Regions from separate parts of the Homo sapiens genome. Here region 1 is linked to region 2. A link is a loop called in an ENCODE intact Hi-C map of the cell type or tissue named here. Cell type or tissue: PC-9. All regions are shown on one strand. Each heading gives the region's core, and the rest is flanking DNA. Links, peaks and the distances in the headings are about the cores only.

Region 1 (5,392 bases), core at 108-5,107, 56 kb after region 2:
AGCACATCCTTGGATCCGAATCCTGACCACTGGAGAATCATTCTGCATAGCCCTCTTACCTGTGTATGGCGAGAGCCAACAGTGCGGGAATGAATAGCTGGGATTACCATTGTGTCTGTTATTCTACTGGTGGTTGGTATGGTCAATAATAAGGACTTCTAGCACATGAGAAGAGCCTAACAGAGGCCATCTTTGTCAGATACTGTATATGTTACTGAGCTATATGCCAGGAGGAGATAGCCATCAACCCAGAAAGTGTGGGACTTACTAGACTTGTAAATTTTAGGGCTACTCTTCCTTCCTGTGAATTTACTACTTGTTTTATTAAGTCTTTGTTTATGTTGCTGTCAAGTGAGTTTCTATCACCAAGGGACATTTCAAATTCCATCAGCTCTCCCCTCACTACCATATTCTTTGAAGGGCTTAGCTATATACTGGTATGACCTATCTAGTTCTAAAATTAGGGAGCAATCTAGGCCCCTTAAGCATGTAGATCCTTTATGTTTCATGTAGTTTAATAGAACTACTGGGGGTGGATGCTTGTGTTGCCAGAGTACTTTTTCTTTCTTTCTTTCTTTCTTTTTTTGAGACAAGATCTCACTCTGTCGCCCAGGCTGGAGCACAGTGGTGCCATCATGGCTCACTGCAGCTCAACGTCCTGGGCGCAAGTGACCCTCCTGCCTCAGCCTTCCAAATAGCTGGGACTACAGGCACAAGCCACCACACCCAGCTAAGTTTTGTGTTTTTGTAGAGATGGGGTTTCTCCATGTTGCCCAGGCTGGTCTTGAACTCCTGGGCTCAAGTGATCTGCCCACCTCTGCCTCCCAAAGTGCTGGGATTACAGGCTTGAGCCACTGCACCTGGCCAGAGTTCTAATTGTTAGCTCTTGGGAGAAAACTAAGAATCATCTAACTGAAACCCCTCATTTTATTGAAGAGGAAATCAAGTCCCAGCAAACTGGCATGACTTAGCTTTACTTAACTCATTGTGACACTTAGTTGGATCAACATTACAGAAAAAGGAACACATAATATCTAATTTTTGCCCAGTATATTGATATGAAATACATCCTACAGCTATGTTGACTTCTTGGGTTGTTCTAAATTCTTCAAGATCACTGTAATTTGGAGTTTCTGGTAATTTTAATATTTTATGTAATTCACATAAAAATTGGAACCTAATACTCAGATTCCTCTTATTAAAACTGAATTAAATCAGTATTTAGAAAATAAGTAAAGCTTCCTTTATTCTTTTTTTCTTCAAAAGTTACTTAAGATAAATAAAAATTTGGTTTCCAAACACTATCAGGCAGTAGAAAAAAGAATTTGAAGATCTAGATGAAAGGAACTTCAGATGCCTCCTCCAGGAATATATGTACTTCCTTTTAAAGAGGTAAGAAAGCTTACATCGTTTAAAGAGTTTTTTTTAAGGTAATATGTTGTACTGTCCTTCTTTACTACAGTTTTTCTTTGAAAATATATGCTTTTCTAACGAATAAATTATAATATAGTTTGGGAGAACAAATAGATAATTTTTAAGGAAAATTAAATATCATAATTTATAATTATGCATAATTTATGCATGTATTCATTTGATGGAGTTTATTGAAAACACTTTATTATTTTTCAATTTGCTTTTCTATAAAGTCCTTGAAAAAGTGTTCAGACATAGAAAAGTCAATGGCATAAAACAGAGCTAGTAGCTTATTTCTACATAGTCACATATTTATCCTAGTTCCTTTCACGATTCCACGTCTCATTGTTCCATTACAAGTAGGACTCACAATATTTTAAAGGTCATCCTCATGTCATCCTGAAGTGACATGAGGAGAGAGCTGTATTCTTTGGGAAACACTGATCACAAACCAAGAAAAGGCCCTGAACTTCAGGGAATTTGTAAGACATTGCGGCCACTCACCAAAATCTGTTTTCCCAATGCCAAAAATGAGCCCCTCTAGGAGAGGTGACAGCTGTTTCAAGATGCGTTCTCAGACGCTCATCTGTGATTCAGACATACTTGTAGATAGAGGAGGAGCAAAGGTAAGACCTCACATCCCACCCTAGCCCTGGCAAGCCCATCAGCAGCCCGAGTCCCTGTGTGTGGTTATCCACGGCTTCACAGCTTAGCTTTCTGTTAGGCCTCAGAATGAGAGCTGTTGATGACTCATTAATGCTAACCATTGATTCCTGTGTCCCGGGTTAAGACTCAAAGGACAACATGGCAAGCAAGACCAGTGTCCCTTGTGATTTCTCCCCAGTAGGAAATACTCTTCTGTTCCTCTGTGGCCACTCTGTCCTCACAGGGAGTGACTTCTTACCCTGTCCCGAAAACTCACAATATAGACCCTGGACCCCTCATTCTTTCTCCTCAGTGACAAAGGTCTATAGTTCATGTATTTTAAAAACTACTCTGTGGTTTATAACCTAATTTTTAAAGTACTATTTAAGTTGTTCTCCAAAAGAATTTCACTGAATATTTAAAAACACGTTTGGAAAACTTAAGCACTATAGTTTTAAGCCAGCTGTCTAGGAATTTAGTTTGGACACATGAGAAAGATGGTCAAGAATCAAGAGCAGCGATGGGGTCTTGGGTACCCACGGCTACGCTGGACTGTTAAGGTAGTAAGGATAGTCTGAGAGGTGGCTTCAGAGGTCTGGATTAAGTGTTAGTTTGTCAGTCCTTTATTATAAAATGGATTGTGTCCATTTTCACCTCTCATTAGAAGGCGCGTGCATGTGTGTTTGTGTGTGTGTGCACGCGCTCACTCGCACTTCCTTTTCCCTTTGAATTTCTCCTTGGTGCTGTTAAGTGTATACTTAATGCAATGTTTTTGGAGGTGGTGGGGTGGCGAGTAATAGCTGCCTTAAAAACCTCATGAGCTCCCCCTGCTGTTTTGCAGCTGACAATACAAGTCCCTTCTATTTTAATTCCCAGAAGCACAGAAGAGTGAAAGAGAATCCCTCGTGGGTTTGTTTGATCTACGAGGCAGATGAATACTTGTCAGCTTTCTCCTGAAGGTTTACGAAATCATAGAGGAAAGGGAGAGTTAGCATTTGATCTGGGCTATCACTTAACTTAGGGCACCGGAGCTGTCCCCCTCGTTTGATCTAAGTAGCGGGTCTATACCACTTTTGAATACCTGCCAAAGAAGAATGAAGAAACATATTATGAAGTTACATCAGATCTGAAATGAAATGACTGAAACCTGGAAGATGTGTTTCTAGTCATTTCATTTTTTAGTCTGTAAACATTTGGAAAAAAATAATATATTTTTAAAATATGCCATTGATACAGTTGCTGTTGTGTTTAAATTTTTTCTCCAACACTTCTTGAAACTTTATATATGGCTTGATTTAAATTAACTTAATTTAAATTAATTTAGTGTGAATTTTCAGTGAGAATTAAATATCACACAGAAATCACCTTTGTCAATCAAAATTTTTTCATATAAGTGTATAAGTTATCAAGTATCATTTAACATCACAATTTAAAAGTATCAGAAGATATGCATTTATCAGATTACGAATATATATGATGAAACACGTACTAGTCACCAGGCACGGGCTAGGTCCTGGGGTTATGATGGTGACCAAAACAGAGGTTTCAGTCTTTGTGTATCTTATAGTCTATGAAGGCAGGCATTTATGTAATAAAACATTCAAATAAATATATAACTTAACATTATGAGTTACTTTTGAATATGACACCAAAAGAACAAGCAATAGAAGAAAAAATAGATAAATTGGATTTCAAAATTAAAAACTTTTATGCATCAAAGTACACTCTCAACAGAGTGAAAAGCCAACCCATGGAATAGAAGACAACACTTGCAAATCATATATCTGATAAGGAGCTAATGTTCAGAATATATGAAGAACTCTTACAACCCAACAACAAAAAAGCATAGGCAAAGAACTTGAATCTCTGCTTTTAATTATTTTGTGTATATACCCAGAAGTGGAATTGCTGGATCATACAATAATTCAATGTCAATTGAATAGACATTTCTCCAAAAATATTCCAATGGCCTGTAAGCACATGAAAAGATGTTTAACATTAATGGAATGTTTGATTTGCCTCAGAGAACTACAAGTCAAAACTACAATGAGACTCTACTTCACACCCATTAGAATAGCTGTTATTTAAAAAAAAAAAAAGCAGAAAATAACAAGTGTTGGTGAGGATATGGAGAAACTGGAACCCTCTGCATTGATGGTGGGAATATAAAATGGCACAGCCATTGCGGAAAACAGTATGGGGGTTCCTCAAAAAATTAAACATGGAATTATTGTATGACCCAGCAATTCCACTTCTGGGTATATACACAAAAGAATTAAAAGCAGAGATTAAAACAGATATTTGTATATCCATGTTTATAACAACATTATTCACAATAGCAAAAAGATGGAAACCTCCTAAGTGTCCATTAATGGATAAATGGATAAATAAAATGTGGTATATAAATACAATGGAATATTATTCAGCCTTGAAAAGGAAGGAAATTGTGATACTACAACCTGGATGATCTTAAAGAAATTATGCTAAATGAAATAAGCCAGTTACAAATGAGCACCTTTTTTTGTTTTGTTTTGTTTTTGAGACAGAGTCTCACTCTGTTGCCTAGGCTGGAGTACAGTGGCATGATCTTGGCTCACTGCAACCTCCACCTCCAAAGCTCAAGCAATCTTCCCACTTCAACCTCCTGAGTAGCTAGGACTACAGGTGCACACCATCATGTTCAGGTAATTGTATTTTTTGTAGAGCTGGGGTTTCGCCATGTTGGCCAGGCTGGTCTCGAGCTCCTGACCTCAAGTGATCCACCTGTCTTGGCATCACAAAGTGCTGGGATTACAGGCATGAGCCACTGCACCCAGTTCAAATGAACAGCTACCATATGCTTCCTCTTACATGAGGTTCCTAGAGTAGTTTCATCCATGGAGACAGGAAGAGAATGGTGGTTACCAGGGGGTTGGGCTAAGCAGGAATAGGGAGTTAGTGTTTAATGGGTACAATTTCAGTTAGAGAAGATGAAAAAGTTCTGGAGATGAATGGAGGTGATGGTTGTGTTACCAAACGCCAGGGGTTTGATCTAGGTCCTGCTGCTCGCCGCACAGAAAGCCAACCACTGTGACAGCGAGTATTGCCAGGAGGAAGCTTTAACTAGGTGCTACAGCTGAGGAGATGGGATCTCAGTCTCAAATCCATCTCCCTGATCAGCTAAAACTAGGGCTTTATACAGCAGGGAAGAAATGTAACCATGTATGGGAAAACAGGAACTTGGAAGGGGTGAGGAACCCATCATGGTGAATGAGGGGCCTGGATCTCATTGTCCGGATGTAGTGATCTGGTGAGTTTCAGTTCTTTGATACTTTTTGAGAGGCCTGGGAGTCCT
Region 2 (5,392 bases), core at 97-5,096:
AAGCAGGATCTGCTGCCTTGGAGGAAGTGGGAGGTTGATGGCTGTGGAGTAAGAAACAGCAGCATCTACCGCCTGAAACAGACCCTGCTCTTTCCCCTGGACAGGACTATGCTTTAAGTGCTCTAGGCTTGTGCTCAGAAAAGGTAAATAGAAGAATCCACTAATAACTTTAAAATATTATCTCCTCTATATGGCAACATGCACTATGGATACATGGTAATATGTACTTTTTTGTATTTTACTTTTTTCATTTGACTATGCTAACTTAATCATATACTAAATTCTATATACACTGGAGTCTATTTCTGGACTTTCTGCAATGTCTAGTCCTGTGCAGTGTGACACTTTGTGTTGTACAATCTGGCAGGGCTAGGCATCTTTACTACTCTTCAAAATTTGCTTAAATATTTTTGCAAGTATGTTTTTGTAATGTTAGCCCCCATTGAGAGCTGAACTATGCCTTAAAGGCCTGGTTATACTCATGTTTACACACACATATTCATGCTTAACTGGAATTATGTGCTATTAAATGACCAAGCTCCTCTTGTTAGCTATCCCAGAGGGTCACAACTTCAAATTTCTGCATGAGCCAGGCAAGTAATGTAAATGATTGAAGCAGGCTGTAGTTCAAAGATTAAACACACAGCAATATTCTTAGCTTCCTGAAAGAAACAGTCTTTCCTCCATTTTTCTAGAACCATGTGTCTCATTTAATCTCTTTTGATAAAAACATAGTAACTAGGAAATATTTCTCAACTACCAAGTGACTAGTAAGTTGCATCCAACATTTGGCCTTAATTATGGGGAAATAATAAAGAGTAGTGGGGATTGTGGCAACTCTGCCTCTTCTGAAGAGAGTAATGGCATCAGCCCTACCAATGGCTGCTATTGGGGATTACAGATATTCACATATCTGCTGATTTTCACAGAGAGCTAAAAATACAGATTTTATATGAAATTTCCTTATTTAAAATGCTAATATTTAACACATCTGCAGGCCAGGTGCCATCAATAGGCTACTAGCATGTAAGCTCTCAATTGGACCTATATATTACTACCACTAAAAAGTAGTTTTATTTTTGCTAAATTGTAAACTATCGTTTTTAACTGACTAAACCAAATACTAATCAAAATAGCTAAAAACCCAAAACAACTCAGAGGAAGCTGTATGTAAAGTTACGTTGGATAATGTTAATATTAACCAAGGGGAACCAAATTGAGATCTAATGATTTCCCCAGCTTGTTTGGGCATAATCTTATTTATTCATTTTATTCAATTAATTTATTTACTGAGTACCAACTAAATTCAAAGTATGGCAGTGGACTTAGAAGGAGGGAGAAAGAAAAAAAGACATGACACCTTCCCTGGTTGGACTTACTTTCTTAATGCCATTAATGCCGATATTAACATAAAGCAGCTAATATCAACATTAGCCCAGCTTTGGACTAAAGTTATCACACACACACACACACACACACACACACACACACACACTTTATTAAGATATTTAAATAAATATTGAGTTTTTTCTTTTAAGTATCACCAATAATGCAAATAAACAAAAAACCCTCCGAATTCTAGAAGAGTTCTTGTTTTCATTTAGAAGTCCAAAGAATGGGAAAATTAATCAAGGTAAAGCAAAGAATTTAAAAATGTGAAGTTTTCAATTAAAAAAGAGGAAAAAGCTGAGGCTGGATTCCTGACTTTATAACATGCTGTCTTCACCCAGAGACATTAAGTAATATTATTTAATGTTACATTTTAAAATAGGTTTTGTAATGAAAGAAGAATCAGCCCCATCTCTACCTTAACCACAATTGAAGTCAAATTGGCAAATTTGTTTCATTACAATTTTCTCTAATTCTTGACCACTTTCCAGTAGGTATTTGATGAAGGTGAATGTTCTACTTTCTGTTTGTTTCTATACTGGTTACTTCCTCCTCAAGGGAATTACAAAACCAATCATTATTTAAGTGTCTATTAAATTAGAAATATTTTTGATAGAGATATGATATAAATATACTTTAGTTGACACTTCTGTTAAAGTGATGGAGAGTTCTGAAATCATCTGTAGTTTGGTTTGTATGTTATCAATAACTCTGAAGATTGTGAAGCTGCATCTTGAGAAGATATTTTTCTTCTGCCTGTGCCAACTTGTCTATACAATACAGTAGAAAAATGCTCATATAAGTTGACTCACTTATGCTAGAAATCGGACCATTTAAAAAATCTATTTTTTGTGTGTGTAATTTGAGGGAACTGTTGAATAATTTTCAGGAAGTTAGAACTATAGCACCTGGATTTACCATGACAAGGTCCATTTTTCTTTTTCTTTTTCTTTTTCTTTTCTTTTGTGTGTGTGTGTGTGTGTGTGTGTGTGTGTTTGACAGAAAGATTAACAAATTAAAATAACACATCATTGGTCAATAGAATTTCAAAAATAACATACATGTAAATTATTGAAAGCAGGTAATAAGAATTTACATATATGTTATTTTTCAATGAAGTACTATATAAATAATGGAATCTTTGGTCATTTCACTTTTCTACAGCGCCGTTAAGTGAAATAAATTTTTTTCTGTCTCTTCACTACAAAATGATCAATATTTTTCTTTGTTTGTTTTACTTACCTTTATAAAAGAAAACTGTATGAGCTGTCATTTAAAAAATTTCTGAGGCTGGGCATGGTGGTTCAAGCTTGTAATCCCAGCACTTTGGGAGGCCGACAGGGGAGGATCGTTTGAGCCCAGGAGTTCAAGAGCAGCCTAGGCTGAAATTAGGTGAGAGATTTTAGGTATTAACCCAGCCAGTAAAAAAACTACAAATGGTAATTTCCTGAATTTGAAATTATAATATTAAAAATTCATCATTTTATTTCCTTCTCTGTATGAATATCTCTTATCATCAAATAATCTCTGATTCTACATATTATTAATCAGTTCATTATCATTATCATACATGGTTGGAGTAAGAGAGCTTTTGATTCCTGCTGGGTGACTATGAAAATCTCTAAGCCACCAGGTGGCAGAGTGTCCTTGGTTTAGATTGAGCATTGCATTTTTTTTTTTTTTTTTTTTCACTGATTGCCAAATGAATTAATAGTTTACAGCTATTGTGAGCAACTTTTAAACCTTTTACTCATGTACCCCTACAATCATTTTGAAAACATGTGCATCACCCACAAACTTTTAAGTTTACATATATTTCAACAAAAGTTTAAATAACCGAGGAGATGTAACTTTTGGCATACTGTAGAAACTTTAAAATAAAATTGTTATATCAATCTTTACATACATCTAATAGAATACAAAACATTATAGGGGTCGATAACCACCATCATCTGTTTTTAAAAATTCTGAAACAAGCTCATCTTTCATAGTTGGATGCTTTATATTACTCCTTTTTTCCTTGAATCTCATTTTCCATTTTATCTCCTCTACAGAATTTTATACTAATATAAAATATTTCATAATCAAAAAGCTGTGATCACCCTATTGTACTTCTCTGCAACAAGAGTATGTATATAGATACTTTATTTTTTATTTCTCGTGACCAAAGGTGTTGAACGTCAAAATTTTACTAACATACAGTTATCCAACACCATAAACGTATTACTTTTGATAAATAGTTATAACAAAAAGTGAAATTAATTGGAAATGCATTCCTGAATGAGTCAGCTTAGGGGGTTAGAAGTTTTCACTGTTTGGGGCCCAGGATTCTTACACTCCCAGGCAGTGCACTGCAGTAAGATTCTGGATGGGAAAGAGGGGGCCTTTTGTAAAGTAGGAGAAGGTTGCTTGTAAAAGAAGAGACAGGAAGAGGAGATCCAGCCTAATGAAATCTTGTTAATTTTAACATAATGGGCGCAGGTTAATTTTAGGAAAGAATATGTATATGAGCTGATGATCTAGAAATTTGTTTTCTTAAAACAGTTGTTCTCACCTGGGGGACATTTAGCCCACAGGGCACATTTGGCAATGTTTGGAGACATTTTTGGCTGTCACACTGGGGGCAGGGTGCTGGCATCTATTAGGTAGAGAACAGGGCTACTGCTAAACTACTCTGTTCCCAAAGCAACACAGCTGAGAGCCTGAAACCTAGCAAGTGCTCAATAAATGTCTGTAGAAAGGGAAAGACAACAAAAAGGAGGGAAGGAATCACACAATTGGCTGCAGAGGGAGCTACAATAAGATGACTGGACTCTTGCAATTAAATTTGCTGAAAACTTCAGAGTACTGCCTTCTCTTCTGTGTTTATACAGTTTTCTTATCCGAAAGGAGAAATTCGAGGAATAACATTTAAAACGTCTACATTTTCCCAGTATATATTTTCATTAATTAGAGAAATCCTGAAAAACACAAAAAAGACCAAAATGACCCCTAATTGTACCACTTAAATATCTACAGAGAATGATAAATAGCAGGCCCTGTTTTGCTTATCTCATCCCACTTTGCCTAGATAACATCTGCTAGTTAGTTGATGCCCATTCCTTCATAATTTTTTCAAAGTTTTTTTTTTTCTTTTGATGGGAGTTTCGCTCTTGTTGCCCAGGCTGGAGTGCAATGGCACGATCTTGGCTCACTGCAACCTCCACCTCCCAGATTCAAGCGATTCTCCTGCCTCAGCCTCCTGGGTAGCTGGGATTATAGGTGCCTGCCACCATGCCCAGCTAATTTTGTTGTATTTTTAGTAGAGACAGGGTTTTACCATGTTGACCAGGCTGGTCTCGAACTCCTGACCTCAGGAGTGATCCACCTGCCTTGGCCTCCCAAAGTGTTGGGATTACAGGTGTGAGCCACCAGGCCCAGCCTTTTCTAAGTTTATAAAGAACAATTTATACCTTTAAACTTTAGAGTATAGAATATTAAGATGGCTTCAAAATTGCCTATTTGAGAGATTCTTTCTTTCCTAATATTAAAAGCACAGTGGTCCATCGGGGGTATATATGTATACTCACACACACATGCGTGCACACACACACCTACACACATATTATTGTGTACTATGAGAAACAAATGACCATACGTTAAAAATAATCTTTATTGAGATATCATACTGCTAAAGTTTAGAAACATCTCCTTGGGGGTTTAGGTAACCGCAAAGTTAGAGGGAACCCAGCCCTCTATAAGACCCACTGCTCTCCTGACACTAATCGCAGGTTTGGGGGACCGGTCCCAAAACCGCCCTTGAGTTCAGTTATTCACTAGAGGGACTCACAGAGCTCACTGAGAGCTGTGATACTCACAGTTATGGTTTATTACAGGGAAAGGTTACAGATTAAAATCAGCCAAGGGAAGAAGCACAAAGAGCAGAATCCAGGAAAAACACCCAACATAGAGCTTGTGTTGTTCTCTCCCCATGGAGTCTTAGACGTGATTTTCTCAGTGTGTG

The links. A loop is a pair of places that touch in the nucleus more often than their neighbours do. Peaks named below come from ENCODE experiments on the same cell type or tissue, not always from the same donor. Only the 100,000 strongest peaks of a DNase experiment are listed, where the experiment ranks them.
Region 1: a loop joins it to region 2, with 2.5 times the contacts of the local background. A loop is called at or near these places in 82 of 110 quality-filtered maps.

Annotation. Positions count from the first base shown.
Region 1 is chr4:185,037,452-185,042,843 of GRCh38, reverse strand. No RefSeq gene overlaps it. Among named protein-coding and RNA genes, the nearest start is that of LINC02436, 12 kb to the left of the region's middle. In PC-9, for the core only: CTCF peaks have their summits at 2,671 and 2,872 (motif pointing left); no DNase peak of the experiment used is centred there; H3K27ac peaks cover 378 bases.
Region 2 is chr4:185,093,861-185,099,252 of GRCh38, reverse strand. The region is part of intron 5 of LINC02436 (long intergenic non-protein coding RNA 2436); the gene reads right to left. Among named protein-coding and RNA genes, the nearest start is that of LINC02436, 45 kb to the right of the region's middle. In PC-9, for the core only: a CTCF peak has its summit at 2,999 (motif pointing right); no DNase peak of the experiment used is centred there.